2 separate regions of the Mus musculus genome follow, and region 2 is linked to region 1. Evidence: chromatin loops called from intact Hi-C (ENCODE). Cell type or tissue: heart. All regions are shown on one strand.

Evidence for each region. A loop is a pair of places that touch in the nucleus more often than their neighbours do. Peaks named below come from ENCODE experiments on the same cell type or tissue, not always from the same donor. Only the 100,000 strongest peaks of a DNase experiment are listed, where the experiment ranks them.
Region 2: a loop joins it to region 1, with 2.7 times the contacts of the local background. A loop is called at or near these places in 5 of 42 quality-filtered maps.

The regions. Positions count from the first base shown.
Region 1 is chr19:34,662,357-34,670,356 of GRCm38, forward strand. Slc16a12 (solute carrier family 16 (monocarboxylic acid transporters), member 12) reads right to left here. Exons shown (of 7, transcript NM_172838.4): 7 at 6,045-8,000. It also overlaps a transcript of Ifit1bl1 not described here. Among named protein-coding and RNA genes, the nearest start is that of Ifit1, 25 kb to the left of the region's middle. In heart, a CTCF peak has its summit at 3,991 (motif pointing right); a DNase peak (open chromatin) is centred at 15; H3K4me3 peaks cover 317 bases; H3K27ac peaks cover 726 bases.
Region 2 is chr19:34,747,915-34,755,914 of GRCm38, forward strand. No RefSeq gene overlaps it. Among named protein-coding and RNA genes, the nearest start is that of Slc16a12, 4.6 kb to the left of the region's middle. In heart, a CTCF peak has its summit at 3,428 (motif pointing left); no DNase peak of the experiment used is centred here; H3K4me3 peaks cover 32 bases; H3K27ac peaks cover 2,365 bases.

The DNA.
Region 1 (8,000 bases):
TTGGCCGTGACTGAGGGGTTCTGGCCAGAACACAACATAACACAAGTGGAGAGCATGCGAGCATGCGCACATGGACCCGCCCTTGACAGGCTGAGTCCTTGCTAAGGAATGTGCTCATGCGCCTTAGTATTGCTGCGCTGTTCGGTTTACTAGCAAGGACTGGAGCCACCGAACTCTGAGTCTCAGGGCAGGGGTACATATGTACATTTATATATGTGCACGCATATGTTACTTGTAAATGTAAATAGAAGGAGGACTATGAGAAAGAGTTCCAAAGAAAGGAACAGGAGAGAGTAATGAGACTGAAGACAAAATATTACATGGTTTCTCTCACAAGTGGAATCTAGCATTAATTATACATATGCACGTGCATCTTTGTGTCTCCTAGTTTGCCTTCTATTGCTGAAATAAACACCATTATCAAATGCTGCTTGGGGAGGAACGAACTCGTTTCATCTAGCTTCCTGGTTCACTATTAATCCCTGGCAGTCAGGGAGGAACTCAAGGCCTGAACCTGGAGGCAGAACCTGATGCAGAGGACATGGAGAAACACTGCTTACTGGCTTGCTCAGTCCACGAGGCTTGCTTATCTTCTTTCTCACACAACCCTGGATCCTTTGCCCAGGGTTGACCACACCCACGGGGGGGGGGGGGGGGGCAGAGCCTTCCCATCCAAGACAATCAGTTGTTGATCCCAAAATTGTTCCATGGACCAATTCAGTGGAGCTTTCTTCTCAATCATAATTCTCTCTTCTCAAATGACTCTAGCTTGTGTTACGTTAACCAAAAAGCTAACGAGACCAGTATGTTGTATTTATATGCAATGTGGGGTGTAAAGTAGGTTGGCTTCCACTGAGGACTCTCCCCAAAGACAATGCCAGCGTGCTTCTTATTAGCAAAAAGGACAACATCACCTAAATCTCTGTGAGGTCCATTTCTCTCTTGTTTCTGTAGGAAACGGATTTATATTTCATTCTGGGACAAAGGCATCATTATTTTGTAGTTACAACTACCAGTGTTTCTATAGATGTGATGTGCTACACACGTTCTCATTATCCACAGGAGATAGAGAGTGGCTAGAGAAGCAAGCTAGGGGTCTGAGAGTGTTCCCTAACCTTTCATGTGAGGACTCCCAGTGCTGTGATTGGTTATGGGGTCATGAATTGGACAATTCCCAGGGGATGGGGCTGGGAACAGCAACTGCTTTGGTTGTAGAGCATCCCCCCCCTCCCCCCTCCCCCCTCCCCCCTCCCCCAACACTGATTCCTATGGAAGTCTGTTCAGAAGATTCTGGATTACAGACTAAGACAGAGAACAAAGCCTCCATACTGAAACAAATGTGAAGCAACTGCACCTTGTTGCTATTTTGATATGACTCTTTTAAAATGCCTTTATGTAACAAATAATGTCTCTGCATGCAACCTCCACAGCAAGTATTGTTAATTGCGTGGAGTACTTTTAAATTTTCTTATTAATATTATTATGAATGTGTATCTTGTGTATGCGTGGTGTGTTTGTGTGTTTGTGCGGTGTGTGTGTGTGTGTGTGTGTGTGTGCTGTCACAGTGTGACAGAGCATGTGAGATAATCAGAACACAGTGTTAGGTAGTCAGTTTTCTCCTTCCAAGATTTGGACATTGGGATTCAGAGATTTACAGTAACCCCCCTTTTTCCCTGCTCCCCCCACACACACCCTTAAAGGAGGCCACCTTCTTTGGAAGTCCGAAGAGTCACTAAGTGGTTAGTAGCCAGGGTACCCCATCTTTTGGCCTTATGAAGAAGGAAGCATGCTCCATCTGATCCCCAGCCAGCATAAGACCCTCACCTAATGTAGAGACCAACATAAGACACCAAAGGGAAGCCTCAATATAGCCATTCCACGGTACACGCATGTTTCAATGCATCGTGTTGAATATAAGTACATGTAATTCATATTAGTCAGGATGGAGAAGGGGAAAGTGAACGCAGGAATCTGGAAGAGGGAGGGAAGGGAGGAAAGGAGTGACAGAAGAAAATGGAAGGCTCTAACATGTGTTTTAGTTAGGGTTACTATCGCTGTGAGGAAGCATCATGGCCAAAATAACTGCAGGGACAAGGGTTTATCTCATTTACAGTTCCATATAAGAGTTCATCACCAACACCAGCGAGGGTAGGAACTCACGGAGGGAGACCAGGAACCTGGAGGCAGGAGCTGATACAGAGGCCATGGAAGTGTGCTGCTTACTGGCTTGCCCCCTGAAGGCTTTGCTCAGCCTGTTTTTTATAGAACTCAGGACCATCAGCATAGGGATGGCCCCACCCACAATGGGAGACCCCCTCAAGTAATAATTAAGAAAAAGCAGTAATTAAGAAAATTTGTTACAGTTGAATACTAGGGAGGCATTTTTCTCAATTGAGATTCCTTCCTCTCTGATGACTCCAGCTTTTGTTAAGCTGACATCCAGCTAGGCAGCACAACATGGAGGAGACTGGATGTGGCTAGGACCATCCACCCCTTAGCATCCCACAGAGGTTTAACTGCAGCCTCTAAACGTGGGCGCTGGAGAAGTGGCTCTGGACTCCAGTCTGATTAAATAAATAGTCACTTAGTTCAAGCACGGCTCCACCTTTCCTCACACGTGTTCCCATTGGTGTAGCACACTGACTCCAGCAATCCAAATCAGCAAGAAATATAAAAACAATAACAACAAAAAAAGGCTAAAATCATTAAAACAAACAAACAAAAAAAACTAAAACCATTCACAAACCTTTTATGTATAAGCCTGCTTTACTGAGACTATCTCAGGAATGGAAAGAACCTACATATTAATATTAGATAATCCTTGTTTTACAGGAAGGTGGGGGAGGGGGAAAGAAATATTAGTAGAAAGAAGGAGAGAAAACAATGAAAAGAAGGAAATGACTTTATTTCTTTCTCCTTCTTTACTGAAAATACTCCTTTACTCACACAACAAATCCTGATTATAGGATTTAAGAACAGGCTTCTAAGAGATAACAACCAAACATGACTAAATAAAATACAATAAGATGAAGCAAAAACTATTATCAATAGTCCCAGTAATGCAAAGATTTCGCTGTAGTAGTTCTGCTAATTTGTTAATCACAGCTGATTCTTCAGCCCCGGGTAACCAAAACCACAGAATCTTCGAAATCAAAACAGCAATTGCCCTAACAAGAGTCTTTAATCATCCCTCTGAAATTTCACAAACCAGGCCTCCATCTTCTGCATGGTTTTCAACATTATCTTCCGAGCTCCTACAGGAACTCCCACAGAGCTCTTAAGAACAAATGGATCTTCTAGCCCAAAGTTCCAAAGTCCTTCCACAGTCCTCCCCAAAACATGATCAGGTTGTCACAGGAATACCCAACTATGCTGCTACCGATTTGTCTTAGTCAGGGTTTCTATTCCTGCACAAAACATCATGACCAAGAAGCAAGTTAGGGAGGAAAGGGTTTATTCGGCTTACACTTCCACTTTGCTGTTCATCACCAAGGAAGTCAGGACTGGAACTCAAGCAGGTCAGGGAGCAGGAGCTGATGCAGAGGCCATGGAGGGATGTTCTTTACTGGCTTGCTTCCCCTGGCTTGCTCAGCTTGCTCTCTTATAGAACCCAGGACTACCAGCCCAGGAATAGCACTAACTACAATGGGCTGGGCCCTCGCCCTTGATCTGGATCTCATGGAGGCATTTCCTCAAGGGAGGATCCTTTCTCTGTGATAACTCCAGTTTGTGTCAAGTTGACACACAAAACCAGCCAGTACACTCTCTCAACATATTAGATCACTTCATAACACTGTAGAGTTCACAATGTTGAAGAAAAGGGGTCAGGAATGGCGTCTTTAGCCTGATAATAGCACTGTAAGACGAAGAAGATAAATGCAGGATAGATAACAAGCAAAAGGTGGAGGACTTGACCAGCAGCCAATAAATCTCAGTGTTCCTGCTAGGCAACCTTTCTCAGTTAAGTTGGCGCGCTGCGATGCCTCACTATGTCCAGCAGGTGGCAGTGCTACATAACATCTTAATGTTAAAATGGTTTTTCTATGCCTTTGAAGCCCCTTAAAGGGAAACTTGTTTGATTCTTTTGTATAGTTAAGAGGTGAATGTTGAAGTAAGCCTTATGCTTAGTTCTGGTCTCTAGACTGTCTACTTCAAGAGGTAGATAATGTACAGGGCCTGAAAATCATATAGGAAGACCAAGGCCATATAGTGGAATTGGGTTTCTGTCCATTTAACATGATGCTGTATATCAGCTTGCTGTATATTGCCTTTATTGTTTGGCTATGTGTCTAATAACCTTTATTTCTCCAAGACTTTTATCACCAAGGGGTGTTGGATTTTTTCGAAGGCTTTTTGCAACATCTAATTAGGTGATTATGTGTTTTGTTTCTTTCAGTTTATTCATACAGTGGATTGCATTGATGGATTTTCATGTTGAACCATCCCTCCATCACTAGGATGAATCCTACTTGATCATGATGGACGATCTTTTTAGTGTGTTCTTGGATTCAGTTTGGGAGTATTTTACTGAGTATTTTTGCATTCATGTTCTTGAGGGAAATTGGTCTGAAACTTTTTTTTTCTTTCTTTCTTGAGTCTTTGGTATTAAAGTGATTATGGCCTAATAAAATGCATTTGGCAATGTTCCTTCTATTTCTATTTTTTTTGGAATAATTTGAGGAGTATTTGTATTATCTCTTCTTTGAAAATCTGGTAGAATTCTGTGACAAAACCATCTGGCCCTTCGCCTTTTTTGGTTGAGACTTTTAATGTCTGCTTCTATTTTCTTAGGGATTGTAGGCCTATTGGGCTGTTTATCTGATCATGATCTATCAAGAAAATTATCTATTTCTTTTAGATTTTACAATTTGTGAAGTACAGGTTTTTGAAGTATGACCTAATGACTCTTTGGATTTCCTCGGTGTCTTTTTAGTTCTGACTTTGTTAATTTGAATATTCTTTCTTTGCCTTTTAGCTTGGTTAAGGGTTTGTTCTATTTGTTGATTTTTTTTCAAAGAACCAACTTTTTGTTTCCTTGATTTTTTTTGTATTGTTTTCTTTGCTTCTATCTTATCAATTTCAGCCCTGAGTTTCATTATTTCCTGCCATCAACTCCTCTTGAATGTGTTTGCTTCTTTTTGTTCTAGAGCTTTCAGACATGTTGTTAAGTCACTAATATAGGATCTTAGTAATTTCTTTATGAAGGCACTTAGTGCTATGAACTTTGCTCTTAGCACTACTTGCATTATGTCCCATAAGTTTCGGTAAGTTGTGCATGCATTTTCATTAAATTCTAGAAACTCTTTAACTCCTTTCTTAATTTCTTCCTTGACCCAGTGGTCACTGATTGGAGATTTGTTCAGTTTCCATGAGTATGTAGGTTTTCTGTTGTTCTGCTTGGTATTGAGGTACAACTTTAATCCATAGAGGTCTGATAAAATACATGGGGTTATGTCAATTTTCTTGTATCTGTTGAAAGTTGCTTTGTGACAGAGTATATGGTCAATTTTGGAGACGTTTCCATGGTCACTGAGAAGAAGCTATACTCAATTGTTTGGGAGTGAAAATGTTATGTAGATATTCGTTAGGCCCATTGAGTCACAATGTCTATAAGTTCTAATATTTCTCAGTTTAGTTTCTGTCTGGACCTGATGACCTGCTCATTGGTGACAGTGGGGTGTTGAAGCCTTCCACTGTCAATGTGTGGTATTTGATTTGTGACTTCAGCTTTCCTATTGTTTCTTTTACAAATGTGGATGTCCTTGCATTCAGGGTAAGGATAATTCAGAATTGAGAGTTCATCTTGATGGATTTTTTTTTCCTTTAATGAGTATGAACTGTCCTTCCTCATCTCTTTTGATTAATTTTGGTTTAAAGTCTATTTTATTAGATATTACAATGACTATACCAACTTAATTTTGGGTCCATTTTCTTGGAAACATCTTTTTCCAGCCCTGTGCTCTGAGCTAATTCCTATCTGGATAGTCCCACTCCCCAACCTGTCCAAATTCCTTGTCTGAAGAAAATAAAACAATTGTTCCAAATACATGTCTATAAATCCATTTTATTTTGCCTTTGAACTAGGAAAATATTAGCCTACACATCTGATTCATTCATAAAATTCTAATTTAAGCAAAAGAAAGAATGGCACATTGAAACGTTAGATATTGTCGTTTTCCTACTTAGTTACAAAGGAGAACTTACAGTTGGGTGAAAAAATATTTAAGGCATAGAATCATTCCTCTACAGGTTTATTCTCCATTCCACAAAATATCCCATTCCCTTAGCTTTGGAACCAACTGTTTAAATACACGGAGATATTGTTTTAGTAACATGTTGTACAGATGACCAAACTGTAAACTCTAAGATCTACAGTGTTTCTTACTGGTTCTTCAAAAATGTTGTCCCAAGATAGTTAGAAGGCAAATTTATTGCATGTATAAAGTCAAAAGATCTAAAATGTTTTTATATAAATTTTAAAACCCTTGATCACTATCCTATTTTTTTCATAAGCACAATAGAGAAATTATATTATAGAATCCCACAAAATTTATAATCAATGCTTTAAAACATACAAATAAGAGTAATTATATTTTTAAAAAATCATTTTTATGATTAAAAAAATGTCTCTTAAGGTAAAGTGCTATTCCAAAACAAGTATTTTATTTTAACTTTGAGTTTTTTAAAGTTGTACCCAAAGTATTTTTAAAATTGCAAATCACTAAGTGAATGGATTCAAAACTAAAGTCCCAGGCTGAGTAAAGACAGAACATTCAAATTTTTCTGTGAAAAGCTACAATGGACTAGTATCAATTTCTCCATCGGATCAAGCCAGAGTCTCGTTATGAAAGCAATATAGTAACCTAAAGATATTCAGTTCAACGAGGATTCAGCCACTTCAGCCATTCCTCAAAACTTGGTCATTTCTCCCAGCACTGTGTCTGGCTAAAGCCACGCTGGGACCTCTTGGTGACAGTAGGTTACATGGCCTTTGAGATCAAAATGTTCCTTGTGACTTGTATTTAACCTCTTGAACAACTAAAAAAAAGTCCTTTAATTATGTAACTTGTCCTTCTTTGCAGATGGAACATGACTGGGGATTCAGGAATCTTCATTGTGTGGATTTGAAAACAGCTGGAGATAAGATGGGGGACCCACTCTTCTTTTTTTTTCTTCTCCTTGTCCTCTCCTCTGATCTAAAAATTCAGAAAGGATTCCAAGTACCAAGAAAGTCTGGCTTTCAAGAAGGAGCAGATGCTTCCAAGCCAATGAGTCAGATTTATAACTATCATCTAGCAAGAGACACAGTGATCTCCGAAGGCCATGTTTAGAACATCTGTATGATAAGAAAACCCCCAAGCCCTCTTTTGGATAATGCTGAATCTAACGACTGCTTTGTAAGGAAGACTCCCACCAGATACCTGCTGACTCAAGAATTCAATTACTGCTCAATGGGAATACTGTCAACATTTTTCTGTTCCTAAAAGGAATGTGTCTACAGTTCAAACTAGAACTTTTTTTTTCTGAAGAAAAAAAAAAAAAGATGAGGATTTCTGGTGTGTTACAATCCCTTCAGAAAAGATGGAGCAGTTATTCCACCATTGAATGAGTTATGTTACATTTAGAGTCAGTATGCGGTAGTGACCGAGGTGCATGTTGGGGGCACAGTCTGAAGAAAAGAGCTTCCTGTTTCAACAAGACAGTTTCAAATCAAATATTATCACCAGCCACCCTCTAAAGTCCATTCCAGCCATGGTGTTTGATGATTCTTGGGTCTCTCAAAGTGATGCCCATTGGAAGAGGCAGGGAACTGATGAGAGAACATCTGTTGTACACTAATCATTATCATTCAAAGAGTCTCAAGAACTTCTTTGCCACTCTAAAAATTGAGGCACTCTGCCCTCAAGCCACCTCTGCATCTCCACTGCCAGCATACTCACTGCTTCCATTCAGAATGAGGTGGTGGGGGTCAATTTTGTTATGACAAAACCCATTCTCAA
Region 2 (8,000 bases), 86 kb after region 1:
AACTGACGAGGTCAGACTCAAGCTCATAGAAGTTATCGCAATTCAGAATGGTCCTTCAGACGGACGCAAGCTAGGAACTGGTTAGAAATGCCAACCTCTAAATGTCTTCTTTTCAACAAAAGTCCTGGCTGATTATGACGAACGGCAAAGTTAGAAAAGAAATTAAGCTTTCAGGAAAAATTGAGAGGAACGGGAACCCACTGGTCAATAGTAGGCAATATTGTACTTTGGATTTGTTGTTGTTGGGCACGAAGGTTGTGTGTTTGAAGAACATGTGATACCATGTGGTCCTGAAAGATCCTGACAGAATGTAAAAGGACACAGAAGCCCTGGAATTGGCAAGATAGATGTCAGTGTTAGCAGAACTAGCTTCACTGATTTAGAAAAATAGAGGTGCACAATGCTCTGGCCACTCCTTGAACCTGTGTGTCTGCCAATGTTTTGACTGTTCATTGAACCCAAGTGTGTGCCCACTGATGAAGCCCATTGCCAGGTGTTTGTGATATTGCTTGCTGAGAAAGAGTCAGAAAATCTCCCCAGCAACCACAGCCCGGCCAATCCTGAGTTGCTACACCTGCACCAGACTCTTTCCTTGTACCCCTCCCATACCCATTTCTTGAGAATAGACATTGTTTAGATCTGGAAATCCCCTACTCCCCCCCCCCTTCTCCTTTCTCCCCTGAGGGCCTATAAAAACTGGGACCTCTTTCCCCTCGGGGTCCACTCCTCTACCCCTGCGTGGGATATGAGTCGTCCCCAGAGTTCTGGCTTTCCCCAATAAAGCCTCATGTGGTTTGCATCAAGCTTGGTCTATTGTGAGTTCTTGGGTGTCCGCTATTGTCCTGAGGCCTGAGCGAGGGGCTCCTCTCGGAGTCTTTCAGTCCAGGCTTGCCTTCAACTCCCAGTCCTTCCAAGGTCAGTGCCCTGGTGCTGGCATTCTAAAAACAATCGAGTAGAGTGAGGGAGCGAGTGCTCCACCCTAGACTTTTAAACAGATGTTTCTGAAGCTCTGGGTTCCATCCCCAGCACTGCACAAACAAAATTCCTGCCTAGCTAAGGCCCTTCTCATCTTGCAGGCTTCTCTGTAAGTTTGTTTCCCTCTCTGTTGACCTTCCTACACACTAAGTCTAAATCTGAATTTAAGGACTATTTTCACTTAGTATGAAACTAGTTTAGATCTAAGGGATTAGTAAATGTGTGTTTAAAACACACACAAGAAGGAGAATTCATTAGCATTAATCATAAGCTCATAAATGCAGGGTCAGCAGTGAGCCCTGAGCCCTCGGCTATGGAGGTCTTTAGGTCAAAGGCTTGGGAACTCTGTCTTTGAGAAAAATCATTCTGCCAGTTAAATACTGTTCTTAGGGGCAAATCGGTCTTGTCTTCTATTTCAATAATATAGGACAACCAGTTCTTTTGAGAAGTTCTGGGGAATAAGATGAATCTTCAGACTTCCCTCAAAGTCACCACTCACAGGGCTGCTGGGAAAGCCCAGAGCTATAAGAGCAATGTCTCTGTTGTTTTATCCTTGACAGTATTCAGATTTTGTTTGTCTCTGAATGCTCCCTAGCAGGCTTTTTTAACCTTTGGGACTTAGGAATTGGTGATGTGTACATGCCAATAATCGCCACACTTTGGAAGCTACGGCATAGGGATGGCGAATTTGAGTGCAGTCTGGGCTATATAAGAAGAACTTTGACTTTAAAAAAGACAAAACAAGATAACATCAGGGAAAATTAGGTTAATTCCTGGGACGTGCAAGGTGAAAGGAAAGAATAGTTTACTGTTTCAGGTTATTCTCCGACCTCCACAAAGTACACATGAAATAGAAATATGTAGAAATACACGAAATACACGAAAATAATAGGCCAGGTTCTGATGTAGCTCACTTGGTTGGATGCGATTTACCATACACAAAGTCCTGGGTTCAATCCAAGCACCAAATAAGTCAGGTGTGATGGTGCCGCATGCTCACATTCCTTGTGTGTGTGAGACAGAAGCAGGAAACTCAGACATTAAAGGACATCGTCAGCCTACCAGTGGATGCTAGCCTGGACTACACAGTGGATGCTAGCCTGGACTACACAGTGGATGATGCTAGCCTGGACTACACAGAACCTTAGCTCAAACAAACAAACAAACAAACAAACTGGAGTCTTAAGAGTGTCACCGATTTAATAGGCTGTTCTCAAATCAAGTTATTTAGCAGAAAAATCTACAGCATTGTACTGTGCAGGAAGAAGAAGCTTGGACCCAGGTACAGCATCTCTGACTTCACTTAGCTTATTTCTAGACTAGAAGGCAAGGTCTGTTGAAATACACAACGCCATATAGAGGGTGATAAGCGCTCTGAGATAAAGCAGGGTGTGAAGATGGAACACTGACACGGTGATTACTTAGATGATGAACACAAGGTGGGTCTTAAGTAAATGTGATGTTTGACCACAGACTTGAATGATAATGTGAGTGAGCCATGGATATCTGGATTGTGAACGTTGGCAGAAATGGGTAGTGCAAAGCCCCATCATCATAGTGCTGCCTTTGACATCATAATGTTGCATTTTACATAACAAGGCTGTATTGTGACATCACTATGCAATGCTGTGCCATCACAATGCTCCACTATGATATCACACTGCTCTGCTGTAACATAACGATGCTATATTGTGATATTACAAGGCTGTGTGTGCATCATAATGCTCTATTGTGACATCATAGCACTCCATTGTGAGATCACAAGGCTCCACTCTGTCAGAATAGTGTTACATCATGACATCCTGACGCTCCTTTGTGACATCACAGCTCTCTACTTGAGATCACTGTACTCTATTATGAGATCACAGTGACTGTCATGCCATACGTACTATGACACATGATAGTATCCACTGTGACAAGACAGTGCACCCTTGTGACATCATAGTACATTGTTATCAGATTACAATGCTCCACTGTGACAGAGGAGTCTTCCATTATGTTATCACAATGTTCCATTAGGACAGCACAGTGCTCTGTAGAGATTGCAGATCACAATAACTGTCCTGTCATACTGTGACATATGACTGTGTCCCGTGTAAAATGACAGTGCTCCATTGTGACATCATAGTAGTCCATTATGAGATCACATGGCAACTCTCTCTTCAGGTAACACAATGCTATCTTGTAACATAGCTGCTCAATCATGACATTACAGTGTTCCATGGTAACATCACCATGTTTCCCTGTGACATCATGTGCTCTTTTGTTGCTAGCACAGAGATGTCCTTCACTATGACGATGCTGCACATGGACATCGCAGGGTTCCACTGTAATATCTCCATGCTCCTTGGCAATAAAATAAAGTAAAAAGTGTTGAGTAATCGTGAGTTGCTCATAAGTGTAACAGGAACAGGCAGAGCCCATATAGAAAGCCACTTTCAAGGGCTCCCCCTTCAGGCTATTGAAGCTACTATTGCTATGGCTGTAAGCCACATGGAAGGGAAGGTGCACAGAGGGAAGAAATCTTTCTGTTAAGTTGAAGAGTAGGGAGTTGCTGGAAGTGGAGAGGGAAACCCATCTGTGGTGCAGATGAATCCAAGCAGAGAAGGAAGCAGCGCAGTGGGGTGGAGCTTTCTGCAGTGATGGAAATGTTCTACATTCACACTGTTCAACAGCACTCCAAAGTGTGGTCTGCTTACACATATATTTTAAACAAGGGACTAGCTAAATTTGGGTTGGGCTTACTATTTGTTTTTAGTGCTAGTCTGTTTTGTGGGCTACATTCCAAGGGCTCCAGACCAACCTGTGTCTTAGTGTGTCAGCAACAAAACACATCCCTCCCTCATCACAGCAGGCTCTTTAGTCAGTGATGTTTACAGGGGAGTGATTAGGTGAAGCGGTTAGACCAGATTTGGCGCTTTTCTGAGACGGGTCACCTGTTCAAAGGCAGTGCAGAGTGTTAACAGGCCTTGTGAGATTTTAAATGAGACAATACATAAAATGTTCTTAGTGGAATAAGCATGTAAAAATTCTTTACCCATATTACACTTGTGATGGACAAAGATTCTTTGCTGAGCTAATTCTGAACCCTCTCGTTGGTACGGCAAGAATCCCTGTTCCCTCACATCTGGTCTCCCTCCAAATCTAACCAGCTCTTCATCTTCCACCACCGCTCCAAGTAATATCTGGTCACTCTGCCAGTCTTCAACAGGAATCCGGTAAGTTGGTTTATCTAAATTCTCCTTTATCCCTGGTGTTTTCTCTCAATGCTTTTCAATTATCTGACCTCCACCCTATACCCTTGCCTATAAAATCTGCCTTGCCCATAGTATATTGAAATGTATATTGTATCTGTTTCTTCCATTGTGATTCCCTGTCACAGTGGTCCCTCGACCTGTCAGTATTCCTGAAAAAAATTCTTCCTTATGATGAATGATTGGATAATGTTTTCTGTTAACAGGAGACATGGTGCTATCGTCAAGTCAGTATCAGTTAAGCAGTCTGGCACTATTGTGATCAGCTGACCAGAACACTCAACCTCTCTTACTCTTCCTCTCCAGCATGGAGCACTGCCTGTGCTCTTCCAACCTGGAGACTCAGCATACCTGCCAAAAGTCCTACTACTGATATCAGTAAGTAGCAAGTATGTTTATTAATGAAAATTAAACTGCATGTAGCTCAGCACAGTGGTTCTCAACCTGTGGGTCATGACCCTTGGCATCAAAAGACTCCTTCACAGGTGTTGCCTAAGACCATGGGAAAACACAGATATTTACATTACAGTTCATAACAGTAGCAAAATTACTGCTATGAAGGAGCAACAACAATAATATTATGGTTGGGGGGTCACGATAACATGGAGGACTATATTAAAGGGCTGCAGCATTAGGAAGGTTGAGAGGCCCTGGCTTAGTGCAAATAAACTGCAGAGGAGATTCTGAGAAACATGACACCTCCAGTATATCCATTATGGAAAGAGTATTTGTTCCTGTTACTTAGTCAAACAGAATGTGTGGATTCAGCAGAGTCGAAAGAGAACATGGGCCCCAGACAAGGAACACGCACAGTGTCAACATCAGAAAGCCACCATAAGGCTGGCTAGGGGAGGATAACATTGAGGCTTTTGTCTGAGTAGAATTTGAAATGTTATTTTCAAGGCTAATAAATGTGTTAAGGATAGCTATAAGCATCATACATACAATGAAAAAAATATGCCATCAATTACATCGAATTGAAATTGGTAAGAGAAAAGAGTGAAAATTTTTCGTGGACTCTGTGAAATGTGTTTTTGACTACTATCTTGTCAAGAGCCTATTCATCTGGCTCTTAAAATGATATCATGACCCTTGGACCTTTTCCAGATCCCATTTATTGTATTCATTAATTCCATTTCTACTCTTCACTTCTATTCTTATGAGGCTTTTCCTAGAATTCAGCTTCTACTTCCCTGTGCTCCTGTTGTAGCACATCCCAGGCCCCCTCTCATTGCTGTGGCTAAAACCTGCCGTCAGCAGCATGACACTTACAGCCCTGACCTCCCGCTGAACTCCAGTTCTTGTCACCGAACACCCACTAGACGTTTCCACTTTCAGTGTCCCCACTCCATCACGTCAAGTTTTAAAATACTTATCACTGCAGTTGTCTCTTAGTTTCCCAACAGCTCTTGGGTTTTTTCCTTCCATCACTCTGTCTTAGTCTCTGGCACTAATTTTTTTTTTTAACCAGGACTAGAAACTATGGAACCACTTCAATCTACTTATCTTCTTCCTGGAGTCATGATAAAATGGAAAAACAGAAAAACACTAAGCTTGTAATAAATCTGTTTCTGCCACATTTTAGCAGTACAAACTCAAAACATCATAGTCCATATCCTTCAGATTTCTCATATACAAAATGGTATAATCAGTACCACATAAAAGAAGAAGATGAGGAAGTGGAGTAAAAAGAAGAAGAAGGAGAAGGAAAAGAAAGAGAAGAAGAAGGGAAGGAAAGGAAGGAAGGAAGAGAGAGAAAGGAAGGAAAGAAGGAAGGAAGGAAGGAAGGAAGGAAGGAAGGAAGGAAGGAAGAGAAAGAGAGAGAGAAGGAAAGAAAGAAAGGAGAAATAAATTTACCCTCCTCTATTAACTGAGTAAGACTAACTCTTCACACTGTGAATGTTTGGTCCTAATCTATAAAGACATCCTGTGCCTTATAGAATGTTCCTCAGTATCTCCAGCCTTTGACCATTAGATGCCAATAGAAATCCTTCTATTCGTAATGTCAAAAACTGTCTTCAATACTGCCAGACAACCCCATGAGAAGCTATGGTATCTTACTGTCTAGATACTTCACACATTATTTGAGGTGATTAATGGACAGCAGCTGGTACAATCCTTGATCAGGGCCACCATCTGCAGAATATGGATGTCTACTCATCTATGAAGTTCCATCAAGGTAAGGTGTTCTCAAAAAATTATAAGCAGACACCTTGTGAACATCTTTAAAGGAGAAAATTAAATTGTGTTGACCTGAACTACACATTAGTAAATATTTTGTTGGAATTCAAAGAACACTAAAAGAAATTCCTTATAAATTCCTATGACCTGAATGTCAAATGTCCTTCAGTCAGGCTTCCTGGAACACTTGGTCTCCACTGGTGGTGCTAGTGGAGAAAGTTATAAAACAGTTAGGAGGTGCGACTTTGCTGGAAGAAATGGATCAGTACAGATGGGCCTCAACATTTTATAGGTCAGCCCCACTTCCTGTTCACCCTCAGCTGCCAGAGTGTTGACCCAACACTACCACTAGCTTCCTGCTCCTGCCTCCGTTCCTTCCCCTGCCTGCTGCCATGCCTTCCCAGGCATGATGGACTGTGACACCCCAGGAACCGTAAGCTGAAATAAACCCTGTCTTCTTTAAGTTACTTTTGTCAGAGCACTTTCCTCACCACAACAGGAGATGAGATGAAGCCCTCTCTTGATGGTTCTATATCCATGTCTGCTGTCCCTGCACTTCGAGGGTCACTAGAGCTGTTTTCGTTTCTTTGCTTCAGTCTTCTCTCACTGCTTAACTCGTACAACCAACTGGTGTCCAACATCCTTTCTACCACAAACTGTTTCCCCATGTGCCCCATCTCATTCCCTTCCTTCCCTCTCTCTGCCTCGCTAAGCATGACTCTGTCTCTGTCTCTGTCTCTGTCTCTGTCTCTGTCTCTGTCTCTGCCTCTGTCTCTGTCTCTGTCTTTCTTTTGCTTTTGCCTTGAGACAGGATAGCACAATAAAGCTAGCCTTGAACTCATAATCCTCCTGCCCCAGCCTCCTGAGTGCTAGGAGTATAGGCACATGTCATCTCACTGACCCTATTTTCTGTATCCAGATGACCCTCATTTGCTAGGTAGCAAAGTGTCTTCCACTCACCCTTCAAGACCGTGCTCCTGAAATGTCACCCTTTGTCAAAACTTGAGCCTCCCCTCTGAACCCAGAGCCTTCCATACTCCAACACTGTGCCTCCTCCTCAATCTTATCACAACAATCTTGTCCTATGAGATCTCTTTTGTTTCCCCATCTCAGTGTTCTTGAAAATGTCTAGGGGCTGACCTTTCCTCCCCCTTTCTTTGGCCTACAGAGATCTGACAGCATTCTTCACAATGCAGTTAGAATCTCAACTTCTGTTGATACTTCTTTTGAAAGCCATCAGTATGAAAAAAAGGATGGCTAATAGAGAGGAGAACTGATAGACAGATATAAAGTAAATCACATTCAGTAAAATACTAATTTAGAATCTACATACTAACCTATAAATACTCACAGTGTAATATTTTCTTTTTTTTTTGTTTCAAGCTGTCAAAGTAGTCAAATAATAAATAAATAACAAGAATAAACTGAAATTAAAAATAAGCATCTCAATTTTTCCACCAAGCCTCCACCACCCCAAATCTACTATAGTCATTTAGAAACCAAGTGTAGATATCAGACAGATCTGAGTTCAAGGGCCAGGTCCACTGTTTGTCTGTTGGGTGACCTTGGGCAAGGGATATGCCAACTTTG